2 separate regions of the Homo sapiens genome follow, and region 2 is linked to region 1. Evidence: read pairs that join two places in POLR2A ChIA-PET (ENCODE). Cell type or tissue: HepG2. All regions are shown on one strand. Each heading gives the region's core, and the rest is flanking DNA. Links, peaks and the distances in the headings are about the cores only.

Region 1 (11,390 bases), core at 2,022-10,021:
TGCCTCAGCCTCCCAAAGTGCTGGGATTACAGGCATGAGCCACCGCGCCCAGCCCTCTTTCTTTTTTAATAGCTGCATACTGTTCCATTGTGCAGATGTGCACATGATCATTTAGCCAGGCCACCATTGATGAACATGTGGAACAAACAATGTCACAATGAATACGCTCATGAGTACATAGGTTCGCACTTACACCAGTATATCTAGGATAATTACTGAAGAATAGAATCCCTGAATCTAAGGGTACGTATGTATATTTCAAATTTTGGCCAATATTGTCAAATTGCCTTTGTAGAGGTTGTACCAGTTTACATACTCACAAGCAACATATGAAGTGTCATGCTTCTCACACCCTCAGAAACCTAGCGTGTGTTTTGATCTTGACGCAAAAGCTGTTTTCTGAACACTCATCCTGTGCACAGCATTCTGCTGGGTGCTGCAAGCATGTGGAAGGCTGTGATAGGAGCAGCCCTTGCCCCCTGCACGGCCTGGTGGACCTCCCCTGCTGGGCAGAGCAGCCCCATGAGATCAACAGCAATGTTCAAGTCAGTGAGGTTCACAGAGGGCATGTGGATTGGGGTTGCTGGTTTGCTGTGGTTCTGGTTCTGGTTTATTTTAAATGGCTGTCAGTTTGTGGGAAGGGTTATATGAAGGTCACAAAACAAAGGAGGAAATGGTTCAGATTCAGAGGGCAAGGGAGGGACAAGGACAGAGTGAGGACGAATGGTTTCTGGAGTCATCAGCTGCTGGAGAGTTGGGAAGAGCATGGAACAAAAGGAGGAGAGAGAGTTTTGGGTAAAACCCCCCCAAAAAACAAAATCTAAACCACGAGGGAAGATATATGGGTGTTTAAAAATGCCTGGAAAATTTCACAGAACAGTTATTTTTAGAGGGGCTTGTAGTTAATTTCATAAATTTTAGAATTTCCTTGTCTCCCAGACTCTGGTTTTCATATCTCAATACCTTTTTATTTTTAGTTTTTAGGTGGTTTCGCCATTTTGCTCAATCACATTGGTATCTTGGGGAGCACTGGCAGTGCTGTGGGGAGCTGGGAGAAAGGTGGGGAGGGCCCTGGGTTTGTGTTGAAGCAAGTTAAGCCCTGAGCCCGTGGCCACTGGAAGTTCTACGGGAGGCTGGACACTTCTTAGGTTAAACTGGAGCATCAAGCTCAAATCATGTTTAAGTCAATTGGTTTTAGTACTTTTTTTTTCTTTGAGACGGAGCCTTACTCTGCCGCCCAGGCTGGAGTGCAGTGGCACAATCTCGGCTCACTGCAACCTCTGCCTCCCGGGTTCACGCCATTCTCCTGCCTCAGCCTTTCGAGTAGCTGGGATTACAGGCGCCCGCCACCATGCCAGGCTAATTTTTGTATTTTTAGTATAGACGGGGTTTCACCATGTTGGTCAGTCTGATCTTGAACTCCTGACCTCGTGATTTGCCCGCCTCGGCCTCCCAACGTGCTGGGATTACAGGCGTAAGCCACAGCGTCCGGCTTCTTACTATTTTTTTTTAAGACAGAGTCTCATTCTATTATCCAGGTCGGACTGCAGTGACATGATCTCAGCTCACAGTAACCTCCACCTTCTGGGCTCAAGCAATCTTCCTGTCTCAGCCTCCTGAGTAGCTGGGACCAGATGTGTGTGCCACCATGCCCAGATAACTTACTGTATTTTTTGTAGAGATGGGGTTTCACCATGTTGCCCAGGCTGGTCTGGAAATCCTGAGCACAAGCGATCTGCCTCCCAAAGTGCTGGAATTACAGGCATGAGCCACTGTGCCTGGTCAGTTTCAGTACTTTCATTTAAACCATTGTAGATGTGATAAATGTACATAAAGTTGTTTTCATTCCTAATCCTAAAGTTGCTGGTTTGAACAGGAAAGAGCTTACATCCTAAATATGCCTATGTAAATAAAATAATGCTCATAGTCCCATAAATGTTTTATAAAAGATATTTGTCCTTTAAATACAGCCTCTTCCCCCGCATAGAGAACATCTGATTTTTTTTTCACTCACGAGGATTTTCTTTGTGTAGCTGCCATGAGCAGAGACATCTGGGTCTGTGTGCCTTGCCCGCCACTTGTAGGGCTCAATGCACTCAATTAAGTGGCTCATTCAGTTATTTATTTGTATCAACAAAGACTTTTATTTGGGGGTTATAATTAACAACGTCATGAGCTCCTGCATGCTGAGCCCTGTATCCTTTTGATAGTCCCCATTTGATTTTTGAGCACTTCTTATATTTTGGCTCCATAAGATGTTCAGGCCCATCTTGTATTTTCCCTGCCCCATCCCTAGAACCAGCTCCTCTCTGAGGAGCCCTGGTTTCTCTTCTTGGAGAATGGGCTCTAGAATGGGCTCTAGAATGAATTCATATCCACACCTGTGAGGCCAATCTCGCACCACAAGTTCAACCTAGCCTCATTTGTAACTTATTTCTCCAGCTGTGGGAAACCTGGCTCTCCTCGACCACAGTACATTTACTGTCTTCAACCTGAGTGTACACCTGCCCCTGTGAGGAGAAAATCCACACCTGCTCTGTAGCGACTCTGTACCATTCTTATGGTCCTGGCCTGATGGGATCCAGCCACAGAACTGCCTTCCAAAGTTCCTCAGGTCAGGGGATTTTTTTTTTTTTTTTTTTGAAACAGGGTCTGACTCTGTTGCTGAGGATGGAGTGCAGTGGTGCGATCATGGCTCACTGCAGCCTCAGACCTCCCGGACTCAGGTGATCCTTCCACCTCAGGCTCCTGAGTAGCTGGGACTACACACGTGCACCACCATGTCCAGTTAATTTTTCTGTATTTTTAACAGAGATGGGCTTTTCGCCATGTTGCCCAGGCTGGGTCAGGAGATTTTAATGATGACATGAACAAACCAGAAAACAGAAAAATAGTGATAGGAAAGGAGAGCCTGGGTGGGAGAGGGTGGTAAGACAGAAGGAAAATGACACCCCAGGGTCTTGGGACCAGCAATGCCTGGCTGGGAAACTGCTCCGCATGTGTGGCTGTGACCTGTCTTGTTGGAGTGTACGTTCTGTTTGGTTTTCAGTCCCGAGGAGTCACAGAGTTGCCTATTTCTCGGGGCAACAGCAGGAAAGGCCCTCCTGAGGCCTATGGTGCCCTGTGGATGAGATCTTGGGGTCCAGGCCTTGGCAACCCCTCCCTGGGACAAGCTGCTGTATAGACTGGGCCTCGTTCCTCAGAGGACATCCTCTGATGGCTTTGGCTCTGTGAAGGCTCTCCAGTGAACACTTGTCCTTCCTGGGCACACTCTCAGGAGCGCGACCCCTGCAGTCCCCTGACATGGGCAGCCTCCTGTGAGCTGAAAAGAGACTCTGTTGGAGCCCCTACTTTTCCTTTAGAATCAATGTAAAATTGCAGGACATGGCAGCTCACGCCTGTAATCCCAGCACTTTGGGAGGCCGAGGTGGGTGGATCACGAGGTCAAGAGATCAAGACCATCCTGGCCAACCAACGTGGTGAAACCTTGTCTCTACTAAAAATACAAAAATTAGCTGGGCGTAGTGGCGCACGCCTGTAGTCCCAGCTACTCAGGAGGCTGAGGCAGGAGAGTCTACTGAACCCGGCAGGCGGAGGTTGCAGTGAGCCGAGATTGTGCCACTGCACTCCAGCCTGGGTGACGGAGCGAGACTCTGTCTCAATAAAAAAAAAAAAAAAAAAAAAAAAAAGAATCAATGTAAAATTGTTTCCTCTTCCTCAATGCTGTCTATAGCTTCCTTTCCTGGCCTACATTTATTTTCCTTCCTTCCTTCCTTCCTTCCTTCCTTTCTTCCTTCCTTCCTTTTTTAAGACGGAGTTTCACTCGTCACCCAGGCGGAGTGCAATGGCATGATCTCGGCTCACTGCAACCTCTGCCTTCTGGGTTTAAGCGACTCTCCTGCCTCAGCCTCCCGAGTAGGTGGGATTACAGGCACCCAAGACCACGCCCAGCTAATTGTTGTACTTTTAGTAGAGGCGGGATTTCACCATATTGGCCAGGCTGATCTTGAACTCCTGACCTCAGGTGATCCACCCACCTCGGCCTCCCAAAGTGCTGAGATTACAGGCGTGAGCCACCGTGCCCGGCCTGGATGACATTTTCTAGGAACCTGTTACCTCTGCCTGAAAATCTGGTAGGCAGTTAGGAACAGCCCTGGGAGCTGCAGACAGGCTTTTGGAAAGACCCACAACAGCATGCCTGGGCAGCAGAGAGAGCTTGCCAAATAGGTGCACATAGGTTGGGGGACATGTGACATTCCATAGGCCTCCTAGATGGACCTTTGCAGCCTGAATTCTAACACCTTTTTTCAAATCCATTGAGGACAAATAACAGGGTTGAATGTACATTTAAACTGGGCAGCTTTATCCTATGCTAGCATCTGGGGTCAGCAGGCATAGAAGAGCAGAGAGGTCAGCAGGCAACAATTCCTGGTAAGATTTGCAAGGAGCTGTAGCATATTTTCAGTACCTGCTTCTCATTAGCAATGACAAAATCCAGCCAGGCCTTCAACTGAGATTTTTTTCCCGCTACATTCTGGTTCAGCAAACTCTAAAATTCCTTCTGCCAAACGCTCTCTTCCTTCCTTCCCCCCTCATCTCTGCTCAATTTCTAAAAGCATAGTCAAGCACTTAAAGGGAAATTTCATCCATATGGGTTGGATTATCTACACTTAACTCATAAATACTGCTCTTTTGTTAAGAGTTATTCCATTGCCAAGTGTCTCTGAACAACAAAATGTTTTTCCAAAAAAAAGTGATAACTGAACTCCAAAAATTAGTATCTGTGTTCACTCTCTCTCCTTACCTAAATTGTATTCGATTTAACCAGCATTTATGAAATTTCCTGAGCTGGATTATGTACCTATTGGGGGTATGCACGTACGGCACAAAGATCAAAGCTCTTTGGTGCTTGTTCTCTAGGAGTTATTGGTCCAGTGAGGGAAACAGCTACCCACCATGGTACTGTGAACCCTGAATGTATCTGAGACAGGTCTCAGCCAATTTAGGAAGTTTATTTTGCCAAAGTTAAGGATGCATGCCAGTGACACAGCCTCACGAGGTCCTGCTATGTGCCCAAGGTGGTCAGAGCACAGCTTGGTTTTATACATTTTAGGGAGACGGGAGACATCAATTAACATATGTAAGATGAACGTTGGTTCGGTCTGGAAAAGCGGGACAACTCGAAGCAAAGGCGGGACAACTCAAAGTTGTGGGAGCACTTCCAGGTCATAGGTAGATGAGAGACAAATGGTTGCATTCTTTTGAGTTTCTGATTAGCCTTTCCAAAGAAGGCAATCAGATATGCCTTTATCTCAGTGAGCAGAGGGATGACTTTGAATAGAATGGAAGGCAGGTTTGCCCTAAGCAGTTCCTAGCTTGACTTTCCCATTTAGCTTAGTGATTTAGGGGCCTCAAGATTTATTTTCCTTTCACAGTAGCCTTATTAATTACGTTCTTAGCATGCTCCTGGCACGTGTGACAAAGGAAGCCACCCAGGGGCAGAGGAATCCCAGAGTCCCTTGAGAATGAGCAAGTTGTTTAAGGCAGCACAGCCAGTGAGGGACGAGCCAGGCCGGCCTTCCAGACGTTCACCATCAGTAAGCTCCTGAGAAACACCTTGGGTATGGAAGGGGAATGCGGGGCAGGGCTGGGGGTGGGGTGTGTTGGGGGGTAGAATTCTGCTAAGCCTAGGCCTACCCCTTCCTGACTTTGTTTTTTCCCTTTGCCCCACCTTCTTCCTTCATGTACACTCAGTAACTAGGGAGTTCTGGACATTGACCTTGTGATTATCTCTTCTCAGCCTAGTCCTGGCTTTGTTTTGTGTTTCTCATGTCATTGATGGGGCACCTCCTAGATCAGGGACAGCCAGTTCTGCAGGTTTGACAATGTTCAACCATAAACACCAGAGCAATCAGCTCTGTCCTGCTGCAAGGCAGGTTCTTTACAAATGACAGAGCAAAGACCTTGGATCTCTCCTGGCACTGCAGAACTTGAGGCTAAAAATACGTAGGAATGATGGGAAGTGTTTACAATAGCCCTTGCCAGAAGCCTAGCAAGTGTGTTTAAAGAAAAATGGAAAAGTGCACTGATGTTCAAGTAACGCAACCAGGCCCCATCAGCTGTGGACTATTGGGAGAGAAATTTCTCTTAGATGACAGGTTTTTAGTGGATACCACATTAGCAATAGTGGTCTCGGTCTAAACGTGGGGACATGCGGACAGAGCAACCCAGAGCCACAGGTCGGTGATCAATCAGTGCTGCCAGGCATAAGGCTGGGTTGGACCGGGGCCTGGTGGGGCTGGTCTCTGAGCTCACTCAGGCCTGTTTCTAGGGCTCTGTTCTGAGCTGGATCCAAGCAGGAACTCCCAGGACTACCCTGCACTTGGCTAGGGCAGCTTAGCTTCAGGGGCCAGGCTAGGTCTAGAATGAATTTCCGAGAGTTCTGCCAGCCTCCAAAAAGGGGACTTGGGGGTACCTCAGGTGATCTCCTGGGTTGCAAGCTCTGGTTCCTTCTGCCCCCAGAAGGGGTAAGGAGGGGATAGGGAGGGACAAGCAACCAGAACACAAATCTATAGAGTAAAACAGAGCCTCTGTGGGGGCCCTGGACACATGCAGCCCTGTTTCCACCTCCAACTTTAGGCCCCCTGGAAAGTTCATGATCAGTTTTTTTGGTTTTTTTTTTGAGGCAGAGTCTTGCTCTGTCACCCAGGCTAGAGCGCAGTGGCACGATCTCGGCTCATTGCAAACTCCACCTCCCAGGTTCAAGCAATTCTCCTGCCTCAGCCTCCCGAGTAGCTGGGATTACAGGCGCCCGCCACCGTGCCCAGCTAATTTTTGTATTTTTTAGTAGAGACGAGGTTTCACCATCTTGGCCAGGCTGGTCTTGAACTCCCGACCTCATGATCCACCCGCCTCGGCCTCCTAAAGTGCTGGGATTACAGGCGTGAGCCACCATGCCCGGCCCATGATCAGTTTTCAATTTCTGCCTATCAAACCCAAATCCATCCCTTGCACATTTTAGGTTTTTGTGTTCTGAATCAGGAGTGGATAAAATGTGGCAGCAGAAAAAAGCCAGACACGAAAGGCCACATGGTACGTGATTCTATTTAGGGGAACTGTCTCTGATAGGCAAACACATAAAACAGAAGGCAGAGAGGGGGCTGCCTCAGGCTGGGGGCGGTGGGGAGGGCGCTGGGGTTACAGCAGAGGGGTGGCACATCTCCTTGGGGTAATAAAGTGTTCTAAAGTGGTTACGGTGGTGGCAGATGCACAACTCTGAGAACAGACTCTAAACCACTGAGTTGTTTACCTTAGGGGGTGGTTTTTATAGTATGCAAATTATATCTCAATAAAAATCAAATGTGAGAGCAGAACTGAGAGAAACAAAATCCAAGCTGAGAGGCCGTCTGCTTCTCTCCTTGTTAAGAAGGTCCTTGGGTTTTTGTTTGGTTTTGGCTCAGCTGGAGGCCGAGGCCGTGTGGGAGAAAGCGAGGAAGCCTGTGGGAGGGAGGCCCACTTCCCCACTGCGGCCCGGTGCCATTTCTCCTTTCCCTAAGTCAATCATTTGGTTTCCCAAGAAGCAGCTAAGTGGCTGCCTGCATAAATTCACCTCTGAAATTGCAGAGGGAAGGGCCCACATGCGCCTCGTTCCTCATCTTTTAACCGTCACTCATTCAACTTGTATTTCTTTTTTCTTTCTTTCTTTTTTTTTTTTTTTGAGATGAAGTCTTGCTCTTGTCCCCCAGGCTGGAGTGCAATGGTGCGATCTCGGCTCTCTGCAACCTCCACCTCCCGGGTTCAAGCGATTCTCGTGCCTCAGCCTCCTGAGTAGCTGGGATTACAGGCACCCGCCACGGTGTCAGACATATCTCATTATACCGTCTGCCCTTTTGGAATTCAGGCACAGCTTACCAGCATTAACATCAACACAGAGACCTTAAGACTGCTAGAGCAGACTCTTTAAGTCTGATAAGAAACATTTGCAGTCTATTCTCTCTGAAGCCTGCTACCTGAAGGCTTTATCTGCTTGATAAAATCTTGGTCTCCACAACCCCTTATTTTTATTTTTTTATTTTTTGAGAGGGAATCTCACTCTATCGCCCAGGCTGGAGTGCAGTGGCACGATCTCAGTTCACTGCAACCTCCTGGGTTCAAGTGATTCTTATGCCTCACCCTCCCGAGTAAGCTGGGATTGCAAGTGTGTGCCACCATGCCCAGCTGTTTTTTTCTATTTTTAGTAGAGACGGGGTTTCACTGTGTGGCCAGGCTGGCCTCAAGTGATCCACCCGCTTCGGCCTCCCAAAGTGCTGGTATTACAGGTGTGAGCCACCACACCCGGCCCACAACTCCTGGTGGCAGATAATTGAATCATGGGGTGGTTTCCCCCATACTGTTCTCGTGGTAGTGAGTAAGTCTCACAACATCTGATGATTTTATAAGGGGTTTCCCCTTTCACTTGACTCTTATTTCTCTCTCTTGCCTGCCACCACGTAAGACGTGACTTTCACCTTCTGCCATGATTGTGAGGCCTCTTCAGCCATGTGGAAATGTGAGTTCATTAAACCTCTTTTGGTTTATAAATTACCCATGTCAGGTATGTCTTTATCGGCAGCACGAAAGCAGAGTAATATACCAATGTTCATATTAAATATGTTGATTGATGTCTCATGTCTCCCTAAAATTTATAAAACCAAACTGTGTTCTGACCACCTTGGGCACATGTCTTTAAGACCTCCTGAGGCTGTGTCATGGGTGCCCATCTTCAACCTTGGCAAAATAACTGAGACCTGTCTCAGATATTCAGGGTCCACAGCAGGGTTGTCACAAACCTTTAATTTGTAAAAAATGTAATAGCTGCAAAGTGCAGTAAAGCAAAGCAAAACGAAATGAGGTATGCCTGTGTGTGTGCATGTGTGTGTCTACAAACATTGAGTATCTCTTATAATGTGGTTTGGGTCTGTGTCCCCACCAAATCTCATGTTGAATTGTAATCCCCAATGTTGGAGGTGGGGCCTGGTGGGAGGAGATTGGATCATGGGGGTGGATTTCTCATGAATGGCTTGGCACTATCCCCTTGGTAATTTCCTCAGGATAGTGAGTTCTCACTATGCTTGTTTAAAAGTGTGTGGCACCTCCCCCTTCACTCTCTTTGCTCCTGCTCTGGCAGTGTGACAGGTAAGCTTCTTCTTTGCCTTCTGCCATGACTGGAAGCTTCCTGAGCCCTCCCCAAAATCAGAAGCCTGCTATGGTTCCTCTACAGCCTGCAGAGCTGTGAGCCAACTAAACCTCTTTTTTTTTTTTTTTTGAGATGGAATCTCACTCTGTCATCAGGCTGGAATGCAGTGGCACAATCTCGGCTCACTGCAACCTCTACCTCCCAGGTTCAAGCGATTCTCCTGCCTGAACTGGTAAGCATAATGCAAATATTCCAAAATCCCAAAACAACACTTGTGGTCCCAGGCTTTTCAAATAAGGTATAATAGGCTGTTCTCACATTGCTATAAAGAAGTAACTGAGGAAATTTTCAGATTTTCCTAATCTGAAAATCCGAAATGTGAAGAGCTCCAATGAGCATTTCCTTTCAGCATCATGTTGGCATTCAAAAAGTTTTGGATTTTGGAGCATTTTGGATTTGGGATTTTCTAATTAGGGATACTCAATCTGTATGTATATATCCATAGGGATGTGTGTGTGTGTGTGTGTGTGTGTGTGTGTGTGTGTGTATCTCCAGATTTGGGAAGTTTTTGGCCATTATTTCTTCAAAGACTTTTCAGTCCCACTCTCGGTTTCCTTCTATGACTCCCCAGTAGAAATATTAGCTCTTTTGTTATTGTCATATGGGTTCCTGTTCCACCTCTTTCCCAGTCTGTTTTCTCCATTGCTCAGATGGGGTAAATTCTACTGATTTGTTCTCAGGATCTCTGATTCTATCTCCTCTCATTTCCATTATACTATTGAGCCCACTCAGAGAGTTTTAAAATTTCATTTCTTCTATTTTCTTGTTCCATCATTTCCATTTGAATCCTTTTTATAACCTCTCTTTCTTTGCAAAGAATTTTTTTTTCTTTTTGCTTAAGGGAATTCTTAATTGCTTGTTGAAACATTTCTATATTGGCTGCTTTAAAACCCTTCCAGATAATTCCAACATGAGATTCATCTTGGTGTTAATGTCTATTGACTTTTCTCATTCAGGTTGTGATTTTCCTGCTTCTTGGTTTGATGAATAATTTTCAACTCTACCCTGGATATTTTGGATACTAATTTTGAGACTCTGGATCCTCTGCAATCTCCTTGTGTTTACCCAGTAGTCCCTGCTGAGATGCAGCATGAAAGCTTATGATTGTGAATTCTGCTTCCCATGGGTCCTGTCAACACCATCTCAGCAAACATGGAACCAGCAGGTGCTACCGGTGGGGCTGGTGGTTCAGCTTGATTGATGCTGGACCCCACTGATACTACCTTGGTGGGAAAATCGGGGTATCACCTGCTTCTATCAGATAGGAGATAGATAGAAATTAATGATTTTTGCTTCAGCTATCAAATCTTTGCTCAGCTTTGCTGACACCACTACACGGAGAAATTGGAGCACTGGCACCTGCTTCCATGGGACAGAGGTATAGGGGGAAAGACCAGCTTCTTACTCAGTTTTGCTAAAACTGCTGGGGGCAGTTTTTCCATTAACTTTTAGCTGGAGTGTGGTAGAATTTGCCAAAAAGGTTTTTTTTGTTGTTAGGCCACAGTTTTCTCAGCACTTTAGTTAGGGAGGACAGGATTTGGGGGGAACTTCTCTTCCTTCTCCTTCAGCTCCTTTTCTTTTCTCTTCCCTCTCTTCCCCTCCTCCTCTCTCACTTTTTCTTTTTTTTTGAGATAGAGTCTCACTCTATTGCCCAGGCCACAGTGCAGTGGCCTGGTCTCAGCTCACTGCAACCTCCACCTCCCGGGTTCAAGTGATTCTCCTGCCTCAGCCTCCCAAGTAGCTGCGATTACAGGCACCTGCCACCATGCCTGGCTAATTTTTTGTATTGTTAGTAGAGATGGGGTTTCACCATGTTGGCCTGGCTGGTCTCAAACTCCTGACCTCGTGATCTGCCTGCCTCAGCCTCCCACTGTCCTGGGATTACAGGCATGAGCCACCATGCCCAACCAAGATAATAAAGACTTTCTCCCAGATTTTCTTCAGAAATTATATAGTTTTATATCTGATATTTAGGTCTATGATCTATTTCAAATTACTTTTTGTATATATGTGAAATAAGATTCCTTATGGATATCTGATTATTTCATCACCATTTGTTGAAAAGACTATATTTTGCCTATTGTGTCACCTTGGCATAATTGTCAGAGATGAAATATGTGGGTTCATTTCTGGAATCTGTTCTGTTCCGTTGATT
Region 2 (9,708 bases), core at 10-8,009, 71 kb before region 1:
TAAGTGTGAAAACGACAGGCTGCCCCGTTTTTACTAATTGCATTTGCATTTTAAGGTACTACTGAAGGTCAGATCAAAGTTGAAATGCAAAAATACTAATTAGAGAATAATGTGAATAAAATGGGAATCTTCTTGGTATTTTATGTGTATTGTAAGTAGCAGTTAAATTATTTTTTTAAAAGCAATTTCAGTTTTAATCACTGAACAAAAGAAACAGGCAACATTCACTTCTGTAGTATGGTTTCCACCTATCTCTAACACCACTATTAAGGTACACCAGTGTTAAGGTACATTAATAACTACACAAAATTTTATTTAAAGAGAACACTTAGCAGCCTATGATAGTTTTCAATAAAATGTTGCCTCTCTTTCGGATTCTCACTAACTTTTGTTACTATTCTAAAAGTTTGAATTTGCTGGGGTGTTTATTCTGAGGATTATTTAACCATTGTTCTATTTGGCATAACCCTATTTAATGGTGCTTAGAGCTGAATTACCTACAGAAACTGTTTCTGGTTTAAATAATTAGCACAAATTGGCCTAAGTATTCATGAGCCCATGTTTCTGTGAAGTAATTATTAAACCAACTTAATGATTCTTATGTAAGGTACACTTTTTATTTTAATACATTGGTAGTCTCTATGACTTGTAGCAATGTTTTACAAATGTTTAAAATGCTAAACTTAATTTTCCAAGCTTTTCTTGACAATTAGATACCTATCCTGTAGTTACTGAAAATCTGGGTAGTAAATCTACCCAATTAAAATGGCACTTTATAAAAGGGAATAGAGAAGAGATGGGACTATTTCTATATTTAAATGCTGCTGGCTATTCCTTTGTATATAAATGAAAAATACCATTCATTAAAATTAAGTACTCGTTTAAGTATGGTTCTTAATTACATTTCATTCATTTATATTAGAGTAAATGGCTTCATAACTACTTTAAAATTTAACCCACAAGCATATTAAATCTGTTTGTTATAAGATTGGAAACAATTTTTGAGAGGGACTAATTTAAACAAGTCCTCCTTTAGTCTTTTGGGTCGCGTAGTTGCTGAAACCTAAGTACCTGCAGCCTACAGGATAAGGAAGTTCACAGCCTGCGGGGTGAATGAACCCATGTGTGAACTGCACAGAGCAATTCATAGAAAATGCATAGAAATTTGTAACACTTTGGTCACATCTGTCTCTAGATGGTCATTGAATTTGTTTAAAGATGGATGAAAGGCCAGGCATGGTGGCTCATGCCTGTAATCCCAGCACTTTGGGAGGCCGAGGCAGGTGGATCACTTGAGGCCAGGAGTTTGAAACCAGCCTGGCCAACATGGTGAAAACCTGTCTCTACTAAAAATACAAAAATTAGCCGAGCGTGGTGGTGCGTGCCTGTAGTCCCAGCTACTTAGGAGGCTGAGGCATGAGAATCACTTAAACCTGAGAGGTGGAGGTTGCAGTTGAGCCAAGATCACGACACTGCACTCCAGCCTGGGCAACGGAGACTCTGTCTCAAAAAAAAAAAAAAAAAAGATGAATGAAAATATGAAATATATAAACTAGTATCCATTTATTTGCATTTATTGTGGGATTTCAGATATGAACGGTGTAAATTTGAGAAGCACTTATGCATACATGTGGGTGAAAAACCAATCTAATTTTGTATAAATAAAAACAGGCTCCTGGAAGGTGAAAAGTAGTCATTTGTTCTAAATCTATACATATTACTTGTATCTAGTGCAGAATAAGCTATAACATCCCATTGAGGAATCTTAAATTTCATAGACATGTAAAGCTGAAGTAACTCTAAAGAGCAGATGCTTCAGAACCATCAGAAGGTTCTGGTCAACAGTCAGTATTATCTCTTAAATGTATATGTTGGTCACTAATTGCACAAAATCTATAATTTGCCAGGGCTTTAGAGATTGAGTCAATATGTCATTTACCATGGTTTTCCCACTGAAGGCTTTAACTTTTCTGATAAAATAATATTTTAAATTTTCAAAAACCCATTCCTGAGGAGAACTACTTCTAGCATTCCTTTTCATGATGTGCTTTTGTGCAGTAAGTAGCATTTTCGGCTACTTAACTTTACATTCCTCTTATTTTTCAGTTTCCAGTCAAGATTATAAAAAGCAAATGATTGATATAATTTGATATTCATAGAGTTGTGCCTACCTTTAATGGAAAAATACATGTCAGATACTTAGATGTTTATTGATATGAGACTATGTGGTTAAAAAACCCAAGTATGTCCATGTGTTTCTTATAAGGTACACTTGAAACTAGTGAGTGTTTGTCACATTTCACTTTCATGGTATATAAAATGCAGTTTGCATATATAACTTGAATATCTGGTACTAGTTTTTTCACGCCTGCAATCTTGGAGTCTAGGTTGCCTTGTCTCTCCTATTTTTAAATAAGTGAAATTTGGGAGATTGTAAAATCTGTAAAGTTTGTTTTGTGAAAATAAAATGTTCACAGTAGAATTTTTCTCTGAATTGTCTAAGTTTCTGTCGTCCTTTAGACTTTTTACATATACTGTGTTTTACAGTTCACAAAATGCTTTTTGAAGTTTCAGTTTATTTGACCCTTTTCCTATCCCTTAAGATTATGGGCCATATATTGTTGACTTACAGATAAGAAAATAGAGGTTAATGGTTGTTCAGGGTCACACAGTAAAAAGCTGTTAGTAAGATTATAAGAGTCAGGGCTTTCCCACAACGTTATCTTTTCTGCACATTGAATTGCCACATTTTTAGCAAAACTGCTGTAGTTTGGCACCAGTGATGGAGGAATCAACTTGGAGAGAAGGTAATACCTCCACCACTACCTAAAAAAAAGCTGTATGGGTTTTGCACACACCATCTGCCATAAACCTGCCCTACCCAGGGCTGACTTCAAGACAGGTGTAGGAATACCGTTTTTCATTTTTCAGCCTCTGTGAAGCATTGAGAGTTAATTACCTCATCAAGGCTTCCTGTGATCTGTATTTTTAGCAAAATTCAACTCTGTTGAATGGCAAAGGGATGTGGTACTCCTTTGGTGTAATCGCCCACTATTGCTCTATCCGGGAGATCCCACTGTGATGGCTGCTGGGGTTATTCTTGTTTTATGATAACCCATAAAATATTTTTCAGGATCACTGAAAGACTAGATAAGTAGTTTGTTTTTCTAGAATAACTTCTTTCCTTAGAAGTACATGTCTTAAAAGGATTTATTAACCAGTTCACTTAAAGATATTTTTGAAATTTTCCTAGTAAAAATTATTTTTATTTTGCTAAGTAAATAGCATTATTTGGAGTTTCTTACATGATTAATTCCAGGATTAAATACTTGGAATTTGCTGTAAACCAGTATTCCTTCAATGATCACCCAAGTCTTCATAAATCACTGAATATTAGAGGGTTGGAAGATGACTCTACAGAAACTTGTTTCTCAAGATACAGAAGTCATGTGGTTCACATAACTACCTGCTTTTTCCATGAAGAACACTATACTTTTTTTCTCAATCTTCTCTTTAAATGTCAGTTTCATCTCAGTAAGTAGCTTTCCTATTCTGTTAACTAATAGCCTATTTTTCCACATCGATGCATTGGTAAGGAATGTGTGACAAATGTTCTACCCTTGCACAGTGCCTGGCATGTTGAAGGTACTCAGTAAGGGTCTTTTAATGGAAAACATTAAATATTTTATAATGTTACATAATATGGATAATTCAATTACATGCATTCATGCTATGTGAATAGTTTTTTTATATAACATGGCTCTTAAATACCAGCCTATCAGTTCATCTGCAGCTCAGCCAAAAGAACAGCAAGTTATTCCAATCCTGAAGATAAAATCAGCTTTATTAGAACTGTACTTCGTGAGCGATTTAAGAGATTTTCAAGAGTAAATTTGATTATAAGAAAATTTTGCTGGGCGTGGTGGCTCACGCATGTAATCCCAGCACTTTGGGAGGCCGAGGCAGGAGCATCGCCTGAGGTCAGGAGTTCAAGACCAGCCTGGCCAACATGGTGAAACCCAGTCTCTACAAAAAATACACAAATTAGCTGAGCATGGTGGTGCATGCCTGTAATCCCAGCTACTTGGGAGGCTAAGGCAGGAGAATCACTTGAACCCGGGAGGCGGAGGTTGCAGTGAGCTGAGATTGTGCCACTGCACTCCAGCCTGGGCATCACAGCGACTCTGTCTCAAAAAAAAAATAGAAAGAAAGAAAGTTTCCTTACAAGCTGACTCAAGTCCAAGACCTGTAGGAGAAATTATTCTAATTGGCCTTAAATAGTCTAAGTACTGTCAGGTATACAAATGACTACTTATTCTGTGAAATCCCAAAGAGCAAATGAATAGGGAAATGAAGTTTAGTTTAACATGGAGAACTTTCTAATAATCATTTTAAACATACCATGGACTGCCTTGTGAGATAGAACATTCAGCCTTTGGAAATGTGTCAGAGGTTGCATGAGCACCTGAAAATTTAAAATAGATCATTTTAAAGCACACTTGTGACCAGTTCTGTCTCAAGAAACACTGCTCTAAACCATATTCATTCTGACCAAAGCTTTGGCCAAAAGCAGCCTAACTTAGGATAAAGTTAACCAGTGCTTTGCCAGTGGTATAAAGTAGAATCATATAAGTTGTTGGTTTGTTGTTGTTGTTTTCTTTTTGAGATGGAGTCTTGCTCTGTTGCCAGGCTGGAGTGCAGTGGCGTGATCTTGGCTCACTGCAACCTCTGCCTCTCCGGTTCAAGCGATTTCCCTGCCTCAGCCTCCCGAGTAGCTGGGACTACAGTCGCGCGCCACTACGCCCAGATAATTTTTTGTATTTTAATAGAGACGGGGTTTCACCATGTTGGCCAGGATGGTCTCGATCTCCTGACCTCGTGATCTGCCCACCTCGGCTTCCTAAAAGTGCTGGGATTACATGTGTGAGCCACTTTTTTTTTTAACCCAACTTTATGCTATTCTGATCAAAGAACCTGGGAGCCCTCCATTAGAATAGTCTTCTGGATCTCTAAGAAACTTTGAATATAATAGTTTAGAAACATAATTGAGCATTCTTGAGATTTGTCCAGAAATTTCTGATATTGATGTTGGATCTTTGAATTTGCATTTAAGAGGCAATGATGGCCAGGTGCGGTGGCCTACACCTGTAATCCCAGCACTTTGGGAGGCCAAGGCAGGTGAATCACGAGGTTAGGAGTTCGAGACCAGCCTGGCCAACATAATGAAACCCCATCTCTACTAAAAATACAAAATATTAGCTAGGCATAGTGGTGGGCACATGTAATCCCAGCTGCTTGGGAGGCTGAGGCAGGATAATCTCTTTAACCCGGGAGGCGGAGGTTGCAGTGAGCTGAGATTGCACCACTGTACTCCAGCCTGGTCCACAGAGTGAGACTCCATCTCAAAAATAAATAAATAAATAAATAAATAAATAAAGAGGGAATTATTTGGTTGTAGTCAGTTCAGCACTATTGAGCAAAGAATCACCTTTGGCTTAGCCAGGTTTAGAATCACCTAGGTGCTGACATGGCAGCAAGACTAAGGTTAAGACTAAGACGGCTAAGACTTTCAGGAAGCTTACTATATATACCCGATGAGGTTTCAAGTACTTTATAAAAAGCAAGCTGTTTAACTCTCATAATACCCCTTCCCTGATTCTAGTACCTCACTTCTACTGATGGAGAACTGAAATGCAAAAACCCAAATAGCTGCTACTTGCCCAAGGTCACAAAGCTAGTTCTTAGCAGTTCAGCTTTGTGCTCAGGCAGACTGGCTCTAAGGTTTGTGGGAAGCCCTAGTGGTACAGGAAATACCACTTCTTTGGGAACATAAGAGACAGTCAACTGGCCTGAAGTTTATGGGGCTAGCACCTAATGAAGTACAAATGATACAGGAAATTCATACTATTGCAGAAGAGAGCAAACTAAGAACCAAAAACAAGCATTAATGATTGAGACAGATAATGACTTGAACACTCTGTTGTTACTTCACAGCAGTAGGGTTAGAACTGGATTTTTAGGGGTTTGCATTTTCCAGTGTCACCTAGGATCAAATTAATTTGGGTCAGGAAAGAATATTTCTTCAGCTCAGAATGGTGGAGCTGCTAAAATATTTGAGGTGTAGTTATATTTCTTTGTTTAGGCTCACCTCCCCTCTGTCCAGTCCCCTTTCACTTGTCTAAGCACTTAAGCATTAACGGAAGGGCTTAGCCCACTTCCACATAATCATGAGATTAAACGCCAGCGTAGAAGAAAACCAGCAACACGGCATCTGGTTTTCGTACTATACATTTATAAATTTGCAACCCACTAAAAGAATTTTGATAGTTCATTTTGAGGCCGGGCACAGTGGCTCATGCCTGTAATCCCAGCAATTTGGGAGGCTGAGGCAGGTGGATCACCTGAGGTCAGTAGTTCGAGACCAGCTGGCCAACATGGTGAAACCCTGTGTCTACTAAAACTACACAAATTAGCCAGGTGTGGTGGCACAGGCCTGTAATCCCAGCTACTCGGGAGGCTGAGAAAGAAGAATCACTTGAACCCAGGAGGCAGAGCTTGCACTGAGCTGAGATTGTGCCATTGCACTCCAGCCTGGGCAACAGAGTGAAACTCTGTCTCAAAAAAGAAAACAACAACAACAACAACAAAAAGATAGTTCATTTTGGCACAGGCGGGAGTGTTATGTTTGTTCTATCGGAATCTATTACAAAGGGTGCTATTTTCCCTGCCTGTAAATCCCTAGTGGCCTCTTCCTTGAGCCCATACCCACCCCCGGCCACTTGTCAGTGTCCTCCTCTGTGCCCCTGCATGTCCCTCTCTGGTGCACCACCAGTTTTCTTGCCCACTGTCCAACTGCTCTCCAGAGGGGATATCTCAGCCACACAGCTATCCTGAGCAGGCTTGTACTCGGGGGCTGTTTATGGGTTAACAGAATGAACAGCTCTTCTTGCCAGCTGGCCTCCTGCGGTCCGGACTCTGCCCCACAATTCTTGGATCTCTAAGAGGGTGACCTATCTGGAGCTTCCCCTGACTAAAACCCAGAGTGACCCCGATGGATGGCTTTTGGCAGGCGACTCCAGTTTCTGTGTGGTCAGGTGGAATTTGCCTAAAAGCTATCCCACTCTGATTATTCTTCCCAATGTCTGACCTTGAAATGGCTCATGGCTTAAGGTGTGCACCCAGGTGGGTGCTGTGAGAGAATTCTGTCCAGGAAAGAGAATGCTTTGGTCCGTAATCAACCTCTAGAAAACCATGATGCCTTTATCAAGAAGGTGGATACCACCATGGAAGCCAAAATCAATCTCCTAAAAGAACTCCAAAAACAAGGTTGGTAGGTTTGGGGTGGGGAGAGGAAAGGAGAAGGGAGAGGACCCAGGAGAGCCCAGGATGGGGTCTGGACAGCCAAGAGGTGCTCAAGAGAGTTTTTGGCAAAACACAGGGGTCTTCCCCTATGTCATCTTTGTGCCCATTTAATTTTACAACAACGTGATAGGTGCCTTCTGTGCACTGCACAGCTTGGGAAGGAGCTGGGTCTGCGGTTGACTCAGAGCTTTGCAAACTCACTTCTTCAAAAGAGGCCAAGGGAGCATGGAGGGTGGCCTGAGGCTAAGACAAAAACAAACACCAAAGTTCAGCCCATCTTACAAAATTGTTCTGAGATAACCTTCACTCAGGTGGTGCTCCAGGGAGGGGTGGCAGGAGGCAAGCAGAGCGGAGCAGGTAGAGGCCATCTGGCAGAGCGCTTTGAAAGCTAGCCTGAGAAATTGATTCAGAAAGAGGCTCTGGGAAGCTTTTTGAGCAGGAAGGTAACATGATGCATATTATATTTTAAGAAATTCACCTGGAAGAATCAACCGCTTTTACTACTCTGACCATTATTCTGAACCATGACACATGCTTTCAGCTGAACTTGCCCATCTCACAAACATGATTTCACTACTAGAGTGTTCTTCAGGTTTCCATCTACAGCCATCTGTGAGTTGTCTGGAGAATGTTGCTTGAGGTCTGCTTCTCTTTTTCTTCCCTTGTAGGGAGGTAATGAATAGTCTAGATATCTGAGATTGTGGTCTGATCGTACCAAGTGCTGCTAAAGATGTGGTGCAAAGAGAACTCTCATACACAGAAAGGGAGTCATTAGTGCCACCCTGGTGAGTAATGTGGAAAAACTACTTGGAAACGCAGTTGAAGACACACATACTCTTCAACTCAACTATTTCACTTCTCATTGCGTATGCTGCACCAGTGGTGGCCTTGGAACCAGCAGTATCCTCTTCTTAGAAATGCAGAATCTAGCCGGGCATGGTGGCTCACTCCTGTAATCCCAGCACTTTGGGAAGCCAAGGTGGGCAGATCACCTGAGGTCAGGAGTTCAAGACCAGCCTGGCCAACATGGCGAAACCCCGTCTCTACTAAAAATACAAAAATTAGCCTGGAGTGGTGGTGGGTGCCTGTAATCCCAGCTACTTGGGAAGCTGAGGCAGGAGAATTGCTTGAACCCAGGAGGTGGAGCTTTTAGTGAGTGGAGATGGCACCACTGCACTCCAGCCCTGGTGACACATCTCAACAACAACAACAACAACAAAAAAAAAAAAAAAAAAAAGAAAAGAAAAGAAAGAAAAGAAAAAGAAACGCATAATCTCAGGCCCCTCCGAGTCCTACTAAATTGGAATCTGCATTTTAGCCCCTGGGAATTCCCAGGCACTGGCCTGGAGATCTCAAACATATGTGCATAGGTATTTGTTGCAGCATTGTTTGTAATAGCAGCAGAAAAGGGAACAACCCAAATAGCCAACATATGGAGAACAGATAAATTGTGATGCTGTCATACAATGACATGTATAAAGCAGTTAAAAATAAATGAAGTAGGCCAGGTGCAATGGCTCATGCCTGTAATCCCAGCACTTTGGGAGGCCGAGGCAGGCGGATCGCGAGGTCAGGAGATCGAGACCACCCTGGCTAAGATGGTGAAACCCCGTCTCTACTAAAAATACAAAAAAAAAAAAAAAAAATTAGCTGGGCATGGTGGCACGTGCCTGTAGTCCCAGCTACTCGGAAGTCTGAGGAAGGAGAATCGCTTGAACTCGGGAGGTGGAGGTTGCAGTGAGCCGAGATCACGCCACTGCACTCCAGCCTTGGTGACAGAGCAAGACTCCGTCTCAAATAAAATAAAATAAAAATACAAATAAATGAAGTAGAGCCATATATGCCAGCATGGGTTGCATCCAAAATCATAACATGAAGAGAAAGAAAAGCGAATTGCAGACTGAAATGTAGAGTAGGATACACTGTATACAAAATGTAAAAACAAAACAATAATATTCTGTTTCATTTGGGGATACAAGCATGCTTAGTCAGAGTATTGACCATAAAGACCAAATTAAAGACATGGTTACCTCCGGGAGAAGGGGAGTGAAGTGGAGAAACTGAACTAGATCTGTGGTGTTCCCTTTCTTTAAGAAAAAAATTAGAATGAAACATAGCAAGATGTTTAAATGTGATAAAGCTAGGGTATATATTTGTCTACTACATTTTTCTGTGTTAGAAATATGGTATAAGGGGAAAAAAGAATTAAAATGACAGGTGGACCTTGGTCTCCCTTGCTATAACCTTCCTGTTCGTCCCTATTTTGTTGTTTCTTGAACTCATTGACAGTAACATCTAGATGATAACATCCAAATGCCCCTGAGAAGGGCCAGGCGCAGTGGCTCA

What was found. Peaks named below come from ENCODE experiments on the same cell type or tissue, not always from the same donor. Only the 100,000 strongest peaks of a DNase experiment are listed, where the experiment ranks them.
Region 2: POLR2A ChIA-PET joins it to region 1 with 12 read pairs; 10 of 35 experiments call an interaction of 5 or more read pairs at or near these places.

What each region holds. Positions count from the first base shown.
Region 1 is chr2:109,685,119-109,696,508 of GRCh38, forward strand. It overlaps LOC105373545 (a long non-coding RNA gene), which reads left to right and starts at 9,368. Exons shown (of 3, transcript XR_923175.2): 1 at 9,368-9,407; 2 at 10,192-10,400. It also overlaps a transcript of RANBP2 not described here. In HepG2, for the core only: no CTCF peak of the experiment used is centred there; DNase peaks (open chromatin) are centred at 4,268, 5,903 and 9,313; H3K4me3 peaks cover 689 bases.
Region 2 is chr2:109,616,509-109,626,216 of GRCh38, forward strand. SOWAHC (sosondowah ankyrin repeat domain family member C) reads left to right here. Exons shown (of 1, transcript NM_023016.4): 1 at 1-2,482. It also overlaps a transcript of RANBP2 not described here. Among named protein-coding and RNA genes, the nearest start is that of SOWAHC, 7.0 kb to the left of the region's middle. In HepG2, for the core only: no CTCF peak of the experiment used is centred there; a DNase peak (open chromatin) is centred at 7,633; H3K4me3 peaks cover 2,987 bases.